Linked DNA regions of Mus musculus: region 1 is linked to region 2. Evidence: chromatin contacts called from ENCODE POLR2A ChIA-PET data. All regions are on one chromosome and are shown on one strand. The core of a region is the stretch at or near the end of the contact, and the rest is flanking DNA. Distances in the headings are between cores, read along the strand shown. Region 1 holds the start of Tmem144 (transmembrane protein 144). Region 2 holds the start of 4930579G24Rik (RIKEN cDNA 4930579G24 gene).

Region 1 (7,132 bases), core at 1,831-4,330, 210 kb after region 2:
CATACACTTCTGTTGGCCAGGCACCGGCATAGTCTCACAAGAGACAGATATATCAGGGTCCTTTCAGCAAAATCTTGCTAGTGTATGCAATGGTGTCAGCATTTGGAGGCTGATTATGGGATGGATCCCTGGGTGCGGCAGTCTCTGGATGGTCCATCCTTTCGTCTTAGCTCCAAACTTTGTCTCTGTAACTCCTTCTATGGGTGTTTTGTTCCCAATTCTAAGAAGGGGCAAAGTGACCACACTTTGGTCTTCATTCTTCTTGAGATTCATGTCTCAGAAAATTGGACATAGTACTACTGGAGGATCCCGCAATACCTCTCCTGGGCATATATCCAGAAGATGTTCCAACCGGTAAGGACACATGCTCCACTATGTTCATAGCAGCCTTATTTATAATAACCAGAAGCTGGAAAGAACCCAGATGCCCCTCAGCAGAGGAATGGATACAGAAAATGTGGTACATTTACACAATGGAGTACTACTCAGATATTAATATGCACTCACTGATAAGTGGATATTAGTCCAGAAACTTAGAATACCCAAGATACAAGTTTCAAAAAATATCAATCCTTTTTTTAATCACGAACTTATAATAAGATAAACCATTTTTTTTCCCTTCAGAGTTTGAAAATCTAACTTTTCACAGGATCTGGATCCAGTATTTTCTACATGAGAAGGGTCGTTTCCCTGTAAAGCAATCCGGCATGATGAACATGTTTCTGGTCTCTGTTGTGTCAATTAAATTCAAGCTTGCCTGAGAAGACTTTCAGAACTAAGTAAGTGTTTTGTAAGTGAGTTTTGCTGTGTTTGGGACATTCGCGTAAAGGTGCACTCAGGTTGCATGGCCATTACAGATTTAGGATCTTTTTTGTCCGTTGGTAGAGCCTTGGGTAGCAAGTTCATGGCTCAAGAGTCTTTCCTAAGGTACAGACCAGTGATGGAGCATGTGCTTAATATGACTGGACACTGGGTTCACTCCCCGGCACAGGGCACACACAGGATGTTCATGCTGTATGCATGCATAAATAAATATCTATACCATCAATTTTTAAAAATGAAGATAAAAGATGATCTTGCAAAATCCAACCTCACCAGCAGTGTGGTTCAAACGGCAGCTTACAGAAGAGTACAAAGTCGGCAGGTAGACATCCCTGCTGTGCACTCTGGGAGCACCAAGTCGCACAAAGTAACTAACCTTTCAATACAATTATTCAGGTCAAGACAAGGAAAGAAATCAGGTCTTCAGCTAAATTATATTTTAAGTACTCAGTTGACGAAGGTGTCCATCAGCCAAGATTCTGATCCCTGCAAATTTAGAATTTTCTGTCACTGTAAAAAGTTCTATCAGATATCATTGCTACAAAAAAAGTTCTGGCTCTCTCAGTGAAGAAAAGAGGAATGTGGTATCAGGAAAGATCCTTGGCACATACCAACAGCCCCAGCACTTGGGAACCTGTGTAAAGACTTCTCTTTGTTCACTAAATAAATAGGACAGATAAAAAAATATCAGGGCTTTTAAATACGAGGCAGGAGATTCCATTTAGACCTAATAAATAAGCAAATAACTAACAGGACTTCTAAATATGAGGCAGGAGAGCTATTTGGAAAGCTGTCCTGGGACTTAAAATACAGGTTTAATAGCGAAGAAATCATTTTTTTTCCATTTTAATTAAAACAAGCAAAGCAAGTGCATGGCTAAGAGGACAGTGCCTAACCATTTAATGAGGTAGATTATTTTACAGAAAAGAAGGCTCCACTAAGGGGTATTGATGGGCAGCCACAGGTTTCAGCCTGAATTGGATGAATAATTAGTAGTGCTAATTAGAGCGCATGACCTCATTTGACTGCTGAATCAACTCCAGTCAGTTATTGCCTTAGATAAACGATGTTCGTTTACAGCACACGGCTCCAGAGCATTTCCAAAAGCACATGATCTAATTCCCTGTGAACCAACAATCCCAGACTGCCATAAGGAAGAGTCCATCTCGCGTTAAATCAGTGACATTTCTGTGGTAAAGAGAAGCATCATTACTTTACTGAACATGTATCCCCAACCCTTTTTTCGCACAAACCTAGCCCCAAATTATTCCTCTAAAAATCTTATTTTCAGTCTAGGTTGGTAGCAAGCTAACTTCCGGCACTCAGAAGGCAGAAGCAGGAAGATCTTTGAGATCATCGCCTGCTTGGTTTACATAGCTAGTTCCAGACCATCCAGGACAACACTAGTGTGACCCTGTCTTTAAAAAAGCAAGCAAGCAAACAAAATCCATTATTATTATTATTATTATTATTATTATTATATTTTTTAATAATACGGCATGCTCGGCAAACGCTCTGCTCAGCTATACCCGAACCCCGTTTTTACTTTGTTTGATTTGAGACAGTCTCGCCAAGCTTTTCTAGGCAGACTTTAAACTCGCTTCAGAGCTCAGTCAAGCTTTAAACTTGTGCTAGATCCCTCCCATTCATTTAAAATTTTTTCAAGTTTTAGTTAGACAATAGGACCATAAATATCACGTGGGTCAGGTAGCACGTGACCTGCCCACACGCGTTTACCTTAGACAGATTACCAACCAGGCAGCAGCTATCGAAATAGTTCGTATTTCTCCAAGGTAAAAGCTTTCAACATTCCGTGGAAAAGTCTCAAGTCCAAGGATTCTAAGGTTTACGTGTTAAGTATCCACTTAATATTTTATTAAGCTACATTCATTCTTTCTAAAAAATTTACTACTTTCGTTTCATTACTGGTATATCTGCTTTTTCTCCCGACTACTTTAAAGTTTTAAGCAGCTCCTCCCCTGCGTTTAAGATAGTGCCGGCGCTCGATCAATGCCGCCTGCTCTAGTTTAAAGATTTCATTTCTGGTTTCCTTTAATTTCCTCCAATCTGAGTGCAGCTTCGCCTGTCTCTGGGCTGACGTCACGAGTGCTGGCACTTACTTGCTCTGCGAGTTTTCCCGAGGAGCTGAAGGTTGCAGGGCGGCTCTCAGACCCAGGGGCACCTTAGACTCAGGTGACCTGGTGGGGTCTCACTGCGCTGACTCTTCCCTGGACGCGTGCGGACTTCCTGCCGGAATCTGAAGGGAGACCGGAGTCCCTCCCAGGCGGAGGCTCAGGACACCCTCCCAGCGGAGGGCTGGAGCTCAGTCAGGTGACTAAGGAGTCCTCAGGCCCTCTGTCAGTCAGCGAGTTAACTAGAGAGTGTCGTGCCCCCCCCCCCCCCCCCCCTTTAAAGAAGAGCTCGTTCAGTGAGTAGCAAGTCACCTTCTGCTAAACACCACACCTTTAATTGTGCAGTTTGTGGATGAGACAAAGCCGGAGCTACCTCACACAGTTACAAAATAAATGCTCATTCCATCCCGGTTTGCCTTTGTTGTTAGGCAATCTCTCCTAATTTGCACTCCCAACTCTCATTCCCCCTTTTTAAAGTTGAGACAGCTTATTCCGAAGTTGCCTAGACTGGCTTAACGCTCACTCCACAGCCCAAGTAGACTCTGTGATCCTCCTGCCTCAGCCTCCCATGTAGCTGGAATCATGAGCTTAGACAAATGTAAACAATTAATGTGTGCTACTGTAATGTGAACTAAATGCCTTTGTGGCTTGCTGGCACATTTCAGTAGACAAGGGAGGTGGCTTTATACAAATCCATACACTGGAGTTGCGGAAAATAAAGCTTGGCCCGGGAGGTAATTTCTTTGAAAATAGCTTCCAGGAAGCTTTCCTGTGAAACCAGGCTGTGCATCACGTTCCAGAGCAGTAGCTGTATCCCACCCCACCTAAAGAGCTGTAAGAATCAAGAGCAATGGACAGGAGTGCAGGCTTCGGACATCCGATTGAGATTCAGAGGTAAAAGCAACCACTAGCATATGATGTAGATTTACCTGCCTCTTCTGTAGCTGAAAACCACGTGTGTGTGTGTGTGTGTGTGTGACTGTGTGCGTGCGCGTGTGTGTGTATGTGTGCGCGCACGTCCATATGTGTGTCTGTGTGTGCGCTCGTGTGTGTGTGTGTGTGTGTGTGTGTGTGTGTTTGTGTGTGTGTGTGTTCATCTCTCTCTGTCTCCCTCTCTCCCTCTCTCCCTCTCTCTCTCTCTCTCTCTCTCTCTCTCTCTCTCTCTCTGTGCATGTGTTCGTGTGAGTGTGTGTGTGTGACTGTGTGCGTGTGTGTGTGCGTGCATGTGTGTGTATGTGTGCGCGCGCGTCCATATGTGTCTGTGTGCGCGCTCTTGTGTGTGTGTGTGTGTGTGTGTGTGTGTGTGTGTGTGTGTGTGACAGACCTCTCCTAGACAGCAAGGCTGTCTCTCTAGGCCGGATACTAGCACAGCAGAAGACACAGATGTGAACTTCAAGAAGAGGAAGTGCTAGGTCCTGGCCTAGTCTGAGTTTGAGGCAGGCAGGCCTCTTGGAGTGGATTAAGCTGACACCATCCACTATCTGGTCATGTGAGATTCACAAGAAAGAGAAGAAAAGTGGAGACGTTAGGAGATAAGGTTTCTTGAAAGGAAGCCTTGCTTTTCAACTCTACATCCATCAGAGAACTGCACTGGGAGGCAGAGTATCATGAAGAAAGAAAGAAGGTCATTTTCTTAAGAGAAATGATTAATTTAGTGATTGAAAAAATCGAGAAACTTCCTGTTTATGTGCACACATAAACAGGCAGAGATTTGCTTATTAAGTTTAACTTTATGTACTTTGCAATTAATTTCTTTAAATTTTTCCACATTAAATTAAGGTGTTTTGGCAACAACCATAATGTATATGCAGAGGACCTAACGCAGACCCATGGCAGGCTCTGTAATTGCCGGTTCAATCTCCGTGAGCCTCTATGAGCCCTGCTTAGTTGATTCTGTGGGCCGTGTTCTTGTGTTCCTCTGGTTCCTACAATTCCCCGCCTCTTCCACGGGGTCTCCGGAGCCCAAGGGGAGGAACCCAGTGGAGATCTCCAATTTGGGCTCTATGAAACTAATGTTTGACTGTGGGTCTATGCATCTGTTCCTCTCAGCTGTCAGAGGAAGCCCAACTGAGTATTTCAAACTAAGATAGGTTTGCATACTCTTTAGACATCATCTATTGTACACACAGTAGAAGACACTGTAGGAGGAACTTTTATATGTACTGGGCAAGCAAAACATTCCCATGATTCACGTTGCTACTGTCTTTGCTCTACTGCAGCTGTCTGGAGCAGAGTCAGCACAGTTTCCAAGTTAAGCCAACAGTACACAGACCCAGACTCTTTCCCAAAGATACAGAACATAAACAGAATCTAAGATATCATCACTTTATGACCAAAGAGACCCTGTGGCCACACCCTTCACTATTGTTTTAAACTGATATGAAAAACAGACTCCCTCTGTTGAGAATTCCCTAAAATGTAAACGTATGTTGGAGCTCGTTTCAGGCCTGAGAGCTCTTTCTATGGACATTTCTGTCTAGTGCTTCGCACATCATACTAAAGAGAGCCCTAGCCTGAAAGACTCTGATACAGACTTTTAAAGAGATTGCACCTTTTGCACTAATAACCAAACATAAATGTCTATAATGTAAGATCTAGATTTTAACTTTAGCTTCGTCTGTTAGCACTATTTCTCTAGGAAAGTCACTTTTAGTGTTTAAAAAAAAATTTTTTTTTACTTAGCATACAAAATAATGGACTTTAGTTATGACATTTCATCCATTGACATCCTTGTATCCTAATTATATTCACTCTCCCACTCCTCTTTACTGTCCATCTGATGAGACCAGGAGACAGGAATTGGCAGAACAGTTTGTAGGCAGTTCCAGGAAAGTCCTTGGCTCTCTGGCTGGGAATGTCTAAAGGGAGTTAACTCCTTGTGAACCAGCACCCAGCCCTGGAGCTATACCTGGGGTGGGACTGAAAGTCCAGTCCAGGCATTTATCCCCTCTGGCAAAGCTTTAGAATTGAATATCTAGATTTTCACAGTAAAAATGCTTTATATATTTAGTGCTCAACTTTGTCCCATAGCCTAAACGATTTTAGGGTTACCTCTTCAGAGGGGGAAATGCTACAGAAGTCTGTATTGGTGTTCCGATGAGTCTCCTTAAGAGAAATGTTATTTCAATGGCCTAGGGGAGACCTAACATTCCAAGCTTCCCAAAACATGAGAGTTAATGCATTTGGGCTGGTCAGTCTGCAGGCTCACTGACCATACCTGGAAAGGTTGACTTACATTAAGGGATGATAAAGAGGTGGGAAGAATAATTATTCCTTTATCGAGATAGAATGCCTTCCTCACAGCTCTGACGAGGTCTTCATAGAGGGAGTCTCAATGAGGGTCTGCTACTTGATTTCAGAAAGGTGTAACTTTTCCTTTTTATTACTTTCTGTCTCTTTCTTTAGGATATTGGACAGAACATACACATACCTTCCTCCTCTATTTCTCAGAAGCCACCACCCCTGATCATCCACCACGTGGCTGCCTTCAAATGTCTCCATTTCCTCCTCTCCATCTTCCTCCTCTGAGTGGCTGTTGACTATTGAAGCTTCCGTGTCCTAGGCTTTTTCCCTTTAAGTTCTTTTTTCAGAAGTGTCCTTCTGAGTCAATTATTAAATTATTTTATTAATAAGCCTAAGAACTCAAAAAGATGAGCCACAAATTCCTCGGTGACATGTGATATTGCTGGTGAGACACTTTAGAATTTCCATGTAGACAGACCTTCAAGCCACCTTACTGGTCTTCTTTTCCCTGATAGTCTCTCTCTCTCTCTCTCTCTCTCTCTCTCTCTCTCTCTCTCAATCTCTCTCTCTGTCCCTCTCCCTCTCCTCTCCCTCTCCTTCTCTCTCTCCTCTCCCTCTCCCTCCCTCCCTCCATCATATGCACACATGCTCAAATACAGACTGTATATGAGAGAAGGCTCTTGATATTTTCTGTTTCCGCTTGTTACCTTTTCTTGCTCTCCCTGCTCCTATCCTCTTAAACCTCTTCCTCCTCCCTGATGGTTCCCCTTTTACCTCCCTGATGGTTCCCCTTTTACGTCCGTTCACGTTTAAATCAGGATCTGCACATCAGGGGAAACAGGTTATTTGTCTTTCTGAGTCTGGATGCTATCATTTTACATTAGGATCTCCAGTCCATCCATTCCCTTGCAAGTAAAATTAGAAAAGTCATTTAC
Region 2 (7,282 bases), core at 4,282-6,781:
TCTTTTGTCTTTCTCCCGGGGATGAACAGTGTAGTGAGTGGTAATCTGAGGTACAGCAGAGGTTGAAGAACATCTTGGAGCACACAGAGGTAGGCACTTCTTAATTTTTAAGGCATGAAACCAGTGATACGCTGCATAAAAATGAAAAGTATCTTTTTAAGAATTAGTTTCCATCTGTTGTAGACTGAAAAATCTCTAAGCTGAATGAGTTTCTCTGTGTAGCCCAGGCTGTCCTGGAACTCAATCTGTAAACCAGGCTGGCCTCGAACTCAGAAATCCACCTGCCTCTGCCTTCCAAGTGCTGGGATTAAAGGCAAGTGCTACCACTGCCCAGCTCTGAATGAATATTCTTAATAATTAACACAAATCAAAATGGAAAATTATTTTTCTTATGAGTGATACAGCTAACTTTTGCTCATGAAGCAAAATTTCAACTCTTTTAAATCATTTATTTTATTTTTATTTTATGCATTCATGTTTTGCCTGCACACAAGTCTGTGTGAGGGGGTTGGATCCCTATACTTAGAGTAACAGACAGTTGTGAGCTGACATGTGGGTGCTGGGAATTGAACCTGGATCCTCTGGAAGAGCATCAGGTGCTCTTGACTGCTGAGCCATCTCTCCAGCCCCATAATGTGTTTTTTGTTGTTTTTTTTTTTGTTGTTGTTTTATTTAAGATTTATTTATTTTATATATGTAAATACACTGTTGCTGCCTTCAGACACACAAGGAGAGGGCATAGAATCCCATTATAGATGGTTGTGAGCCACCATGTGGTTGCTGGAAATTGAACTCAGGACCTCTGGAAGAGCAGTCTTAACCGATAATGCACCTCTTCATCTAAAATTTACAATCTTAAAACAAGTGAGAGACAGTGTAATAAAATGAATGGCTGATAGTATAATAAAAATAGATGCAGGGGGATAGTTACTCATTAAATGGCATAAAAATAGAAAAAAATATGTTTTTTTGTTGTTGTTACTTTTGTTTTGCTTTCTCAAAAAAAAAATGAGCAAAGGATGTATACATTGCTCTTTATGTCAAATGAATTCCACTCAATCCATTTTTTTTAATTGTTTGAGACATGGTCTCATATAGCCCAGGCTGGCTTGGAACTTGTTAAATAGATGAAGCTGGGTTTGAACTACAGAAATCCACCTGCCTCTGCCTCTGTCTCCCAAAGGCTAAAATTAAAGGTGTTCACCACTATATCAAGCTTAATCACAATTTTTTTTATAGAAAAACTTATAATACTAAAGACTGTGATTATATATTCACATATTTTTTGATTCTTTCCCTACTGAGTGTGGACTGGACCTTTCTAGTTTCTAATAAGTGGAATATTAAAAGAAAAAAAACTAACTTTACAGTAAAAATATTATAGTTATAATTTGAATTAAGTGAATCAAATGGTATTTGAATCAAATACCATTTAAATATGACCAGCATTACAGTGATATCACATGCTATTGATATGATATGAGAAAGATTCATTACCTTTGTGGCACACACCCTCAAAATCCTTACACCTCAGTCTAATCAGGAAATCATGAGAAACCACCAAGTAAATTTAGACTGAGAGGCATTCAATAAAATGCTTATATCAAAATCACAAATGACAAGAAGCAGAGGAAGTGTCCCATGAAAATAGATGGAGGCTAACTAAAAGCTACATGGACTAGATCCTGAACCAGAAAATGGGAACCTGAATAGTTTTGTAGTATAATAACATTTCATCAATGTTAGTTTTTTGTTTTTGTTTTTTGAGACAGGGTTTTTCTGTGTAGTCCTGGCTGTCCTGGAACTCACTCTGTAGACCAGGCTGGCCTCAAACTCAGAAATCTGCCTGCCTCTGCCTCCCAAGTGCTGGGATTAAAGGTGTGTGCTGGGCTGGTGAGATGGCTCAGTGGGTAAGAGCACCCGACTGCTCTTCCGAAGGTCCAGAGTTCAAATCCCAGCAACCACATGGTGGCTCACAACCATCCGTAATGAGATCTGACTCCCTCTTCTGGAGTGTGTGAAGACAACTACAGTGTATTTACATAAAATAATAAATAAATCTTTAAAAAAAAAAAAGGTGTGCGCCACCACCGTCCAGCCAATGTTAGTTTCTTAGTCTCCATATTCACCATGATTATATATGATGTTAAGTTTGAGAAGGACACATGGGAACTCTATTTTCTCTGCAACTCATCTGAAAGCCTAAAGCAAGTACAAAATAAAAAGTTAAATAAAAAATACAGTGATAGGCAGATCGAAGACTGAAATACAAGAGCTACAGCTATTCAGATGGGCATGGTGATGTCTTTAATCCCAGTACTTAGAGGCAGAGCCAGGGGGATCTCTGTGACAATAAGGCCAGTCTAGACTACACAGGGAGTTCCAGCCCAGCTAGGGCTACACTGAGACTCCGTTTCAAAAACAAAAACAATTATGTGCTTCTTAACAGGATCAGAACCTTCCTAGTAACGATTTCAATGGCTATGTACATAGAAGCCTGTGAAACTGTTTAATTTCCGTCACAATAGTGAGGTCTTTTCTAACTTGGACTATGTCTTATAAAGCATCTACAAGTGAGGAAACTTTTGTAAATGGACTGTAAAAAGTAGTAAAGACAAGGAATTTCATTTTGACTATATAATTTACACTTTCCTGGACAGGATGAATGGTTAAGAATTTTCCATTTTAATACTATGTCTTGGATGGGGTGTGGCTCAGTTGGTAGAGTGCTTGCCTAGTTGGATCCCCAGTACATCATAAGCCATGTGGTAATGCACAGTGGGGAGATCAGAAATTCAAGGTTATCTCCAGCCACACGACAATCAGATTATAGCCAACCTGTGCTATATGAGAACCTGTTCCAAACAAAATATCCCTCATAACTTTCTGAGATGTGAAATAACGATAAGCCCTATTTACATCAGACAAATAGGAATTCAGATAGTTTCTTCTAATACTTGTCAAATTCTGAGAACAGTAATTGATCTGAAATTATCTCTGAAATCATGGAACCTGAGGCCATGGTAAATTTTTTCTTAATTAAATAGAAAGAAGAAGGCCGGGTGTGGTGGCGCATGCCTTTAATCCCAGCACTTGGGAGGCAGGGGCAGGCGGATTTCTGAGTTCGCGGCCAGTCTGGTCTACAGAGTGAATTCCAGGTCAGCCAGGGCTACACAGAGAAACCCTGTCTCAAAAACCAAAAAAACCAAAAACCAAACCAAACCAAAACAAAAGAAAAACAAAAGAAAAAAAAAGAAGACGAAATATTTTTAACAAATTATTCTTATATAAACTAATTTTATTTTTACCACCAATTACATGGTTAATATTTTTAAATATTTTAACAAAATAGTTTCTCAAGTGATACCTGGCATCAAGACAATAAATTTGAATGAAGTGGGGAAAAAAAAAACATTTGGAGTAGAAGTCTAATGTCTTGTAAATACTATACATTTCTTTTGATAATTTTAAAGAGGTAGGGAAACAAATCTTCCCTAGCTTGTTTTGCACATTAAAAAGTATTATATTGCTGGGCAGTAGTGGTGCAGGCCTTTAATCCCAGCACAGGCAGAGGCAGGTGGATGGAGCTCTGTGAGGTTGAGGCCAGCCTGGTCTACAGAGCCAGTTCCTGGGCAGCCAGGACCACACAGAGGAACTCTGCCTTGAAAAAAAATCAATCTATCAGTCGATGATATTGAAATACTTTATTAAGTCCAAGATTAAATCTTTTTTTTTTTACCCTAATTCACGGGGGAAAGATATTTATAAGTACTTATAGGCAAATTTGGTTGAGTTCAAACATACTATCATCATTTAAAAGGTATTTATTATACCCTGTAGTTTACCATATACAAGTTATCATTTACTTCTGAAAATTCATTCTATTATTTGTACAGCTACTAATTTGCTCGAGAACAGTTGGAACCGTGGCCTCTGATTCCCACCAGAGAATTTTAAAAAGGTATAACGTTTATTCCTTTGCTTAAACGAGCATGGTATCTCTCATGACCCATCTGAACATTTAGGCATAAAGACAGAGTTCCAGTAGAAAGCAAAGTCAGAGTCACTGAACACCGGATCAGCCATACACGACATACTTAGCACATTTAGTTGTCACCACTAGAGGTAACACTGAGTAATGAAAATGTAACAAATTAGCGTTTAAAGAAAAGTCACTGACTAGATCCAAGACTGCATCTAAATTAGACTGTAAACTGATGGCTCTCAAAGCATACCATCTTCTGTGGATAATAGATGCTTGGTTTGAATATACACCATATTGTTTAAACAAGTATACAAATACTTGTTTAAAAATCCCACAGCCAAATTAACTTCAGTAAAGATTTATATTAAGCCAGTTACAACAGAATTCAAGATCCTCTAAACTTCTGTTTGAACGAGGGGGTTGTTTTTAAGTAAAAACTTAAAACTATCCTGCAACTGCTTTAAGAAACACCCATAACAGAAACGCCTGGTGTTAACTCTGGATAATGCAGAAAAAATTCCGACTCCAGACATAATTGGTAATATATGAGTTAATACGATATGAGAGCTCAGACTTCAATTAAGATTAGACTATTATGGCTGCAAAGTCAGGTCAGAGCCAAGGCGAAAACCCACACAAGTTTTTCTTTCTTTCCCATTCCTAATAAGGCGGCAGATAATACCTGAGCCTTGAGGTAAAGATTAGGAGCGGCATTTGGGGGAACTCCACCGAGGGGGCAGTGTTGACAATTTTCTCTTCTCATGACCTTTAACCTAGATGATAATTCTGCCAACTGGGGCAACTCCAAGGTCGGTAAGGTAGGGTCGGCCACCAGGCGCTGACAGCATTGACCTTTGCCCTAGTTTAGCCTAAGACAATAGACAAGGAAAGAGATGCTGGCAGTACCCCGGGTGTGGCCCCAGTCTTGTTTTGTCCCAACTTATCCACCTTGCTCCTTCTGTCCCCACCAGGAGTTTCGTCTCACCAGGGCAGGACAGCTTGGTTAGTCGCACCAACATGTTCAAAGTGACCCGGAGACTTGACCAGATACAAAGGAGAGAGGCGTGGGTCTGCGGCTTGCCGAGGGTGCTGGACTTCTAGGCTACGAGGGGCGCCATCACCTGCCAAGAAGCCCCGACTGCTCAGCTTCTGTCAGCGTCTGGGCTCTGCCGACCGCCCTTGCTTCGCGGCGTACCCGCCCCTCTTCTGCTTTGCGCCGGCGCCACAGAGGACACGAAGGCCAGTAAGGTTTCCGGGTCACATACAAGCCAGGAAAAGGCAGAAGACTCCATCTCCCAGTCATCCTCAGCCAGGAACCTAGTGTGCAGAAGAGGCCGACAAGCTCTCGCGTGTGCGCATGCGCCCTAGAAGCATAGCGAGGCTGATTTGCTAGGCATTCTGGGAGTTGTAGTGTTTAGCTCCTGGAGCTGTGCGCAGGAGCCTGGTGACGCCTGGCTTGATATCTGATTGGCTGTCTGGAAAAAATGAGACGTACTTGGGGTCCAGGGCAGAGACAAACGAGAAGATGGGGCGGGACTCCGTGTGGGAGGAGGCGGAGCCTATGGGCTTTGGGCGCGAGCGGTCGAAAGGCAGTTGGTGAGGGTTCGGTTGCTTGATCCGGTCCAGTAGCCCCAGCTCACTCCCATGGCTGACTCTGAGGAGTTTCGGGCTTCTTCGCCGCCGCCGCCGCCTCCCTCATCTCCGTCGTCAGGCGCCTCTTCGTCGTCCCTCAGCATGCCAGTGAGTTTGGGCTGGCGGGATCCGAGCAGGAGTCCCGGTCCAACCGTGGACCCGCTGGAGCAAGTGGAGCTGCAGATCGGAGACGTGAGTGTCGCCGTTGCGGCTGAGAGCTGATTGCAGCTAGGGTGCTCCTGCCTGCGGTTCTTGGAGTTGAGGGCTAGCCTCGGCTCTCTCTTCCCGCATCTTTCTTTCCTTCTCCTTCTGCTAGCGGTCATCCGCAGCCCCGCTGCCAGGATCCTCTCTCCGCCTCCTCCCATCCCTCGGAGCACTTTGGGCGGTCATAGCTTGCCTCCTTGCCCATTGGTGCTTTCTAAGGGACTCGAGCTTGTGCTTCTAGTTGGCCACCAGCCCAGGGCCAGCTGGTGATGCTGTTGTGTGTCGCTTACTTGGCTCTGTGTTGGACTTGAGTGGACCAGGGCTAATCACAGCCGGCAGATGGATTTGATAGGACAGTTTAGAACAGAATCTTGCAATGCAAAAATTCTGTAAAGTTTTTGTTCAATCTCGAATTCCCAGAAATAACTTCCTGACCCCAACACGTATAACGCTGAGGGGTTGGAGGGTCACAGCGGCACTTTATTTATTTATTATTAGGTATTTTCCTCATTTACATTTCCAATGCTATCCCAAAAGTCCCCCATACCCTCTCCCACTCCCCTACCCACCCACTCCCACTTTTTGGCCCTGGCGTTCCCCTGTACTGAGGCATATAGAGTTTGCCAGTCCAATGGGCCGTTCTTTCCATTGAAGGCCGACTAGGCCATCTTTTGATACATATGCAGCTAGAGTCAAGAGCTCCGGGGTACTGGTTAGTTCATAATGTTGTTCCACCTATAGGGTTGCAGATCTCTTTAGCTCCTTGGGTACTTTCTCAAGCTCCTCCATTGGGGGCCCTGTGATCCATCCAATAGCTGACTGTGAGCATCCACTTATGTGTTTACAGTGGCACTTTATAAGGACTCTTTGAGAGGGAGAAAGGACTGAAGTATGTAGCAGACAATCTTCCTGGAGAGGGTTGTGGAATAACCACACAAAAGATTTGGAAACTAGAACTGGCTGACAGGTTTTTATTCTTTTGTCAAAAGAGATGGCTGAAGTATTAGTCCAGGTCCCTCCCCCCAAACAATACAGGTTACAAATAAATGTGAACAATAAATGCTGACATGATATAAAAAAAGTGTTATTTTATATTTTTTGGTGAAGAAAGCATTTGATTTAAAAGTGAGTTTTTCATAGCTGTGTGTGATTTTAGATGTTCTGTCAGCTCAGCTTAGAGTATAAGTTCTTTGATTTTATTATTTATTTACTTATTTATAGCTCAAAAATAAGTGTTCATGGGTGAAAATAGTGGAACAGGGCTTTTCTTACTTCGTTACCAGGCAAAGTGAGGAAGTCCTTTGGATGGCTCTGCCACTTTTAGTCAAGAGGTTTCCAGGTTGCCTTGGGGAAATATATGAGAGTTGGATGTGTTTTCTGTTAAAAATACTGACTTGTCATATTCAGTGAGTATTTTTATGGCAGGTATTCTTCCTTAAAGTTACGTTATGAAAAAATTTA

The links. ChIA-PET counts read pairs that join two places held with the same protein, here RNA polymerase II (POLR2A).
Region 1: POLR2A ChIA-PET joins it to region 2 with 11 read pairs in embryonic stem cell. The contact joins the promoter of Tmem144 here to the promoter of 4930579G24Rik in region 2. POLR2A ChIA-PET finds 5 or more read pairs at or near these places in 5 of 5 experiments (Patski and embryonic stem cell).

The regions. Positions count from the first base shown.
Region 1 is chr3:79,839,829-79,846,960 of GRCm38, forward strand. Tmem144 (transmembrane protein 144) reads right to left here and starts at 3,081. Exons shown (of 12, transcript NM_001379543.1): 1 at 2,943-3,081.
Region 2 is chr3:79,623,548-79,630,829 of GRCm38, forward strand. It overlaps 4930579G24Rik (RIKEN cDNA 4930579G24 gene), which reads left to right and starts at 5,532. Exons shown (of 2, transcript NM_029482.1): 1 at 5,532-5,809. The coding sequence starts at 5,630. It overlaps Etfdh (electron transferring flavoprotein, dehydrogenase), which reads right to left and starts at 5,220. Exons shown (of 13, transcript NM_025794.2): 1 at 4,971-5,220; 2 at 1-131. The coding sequence starts at 5,004.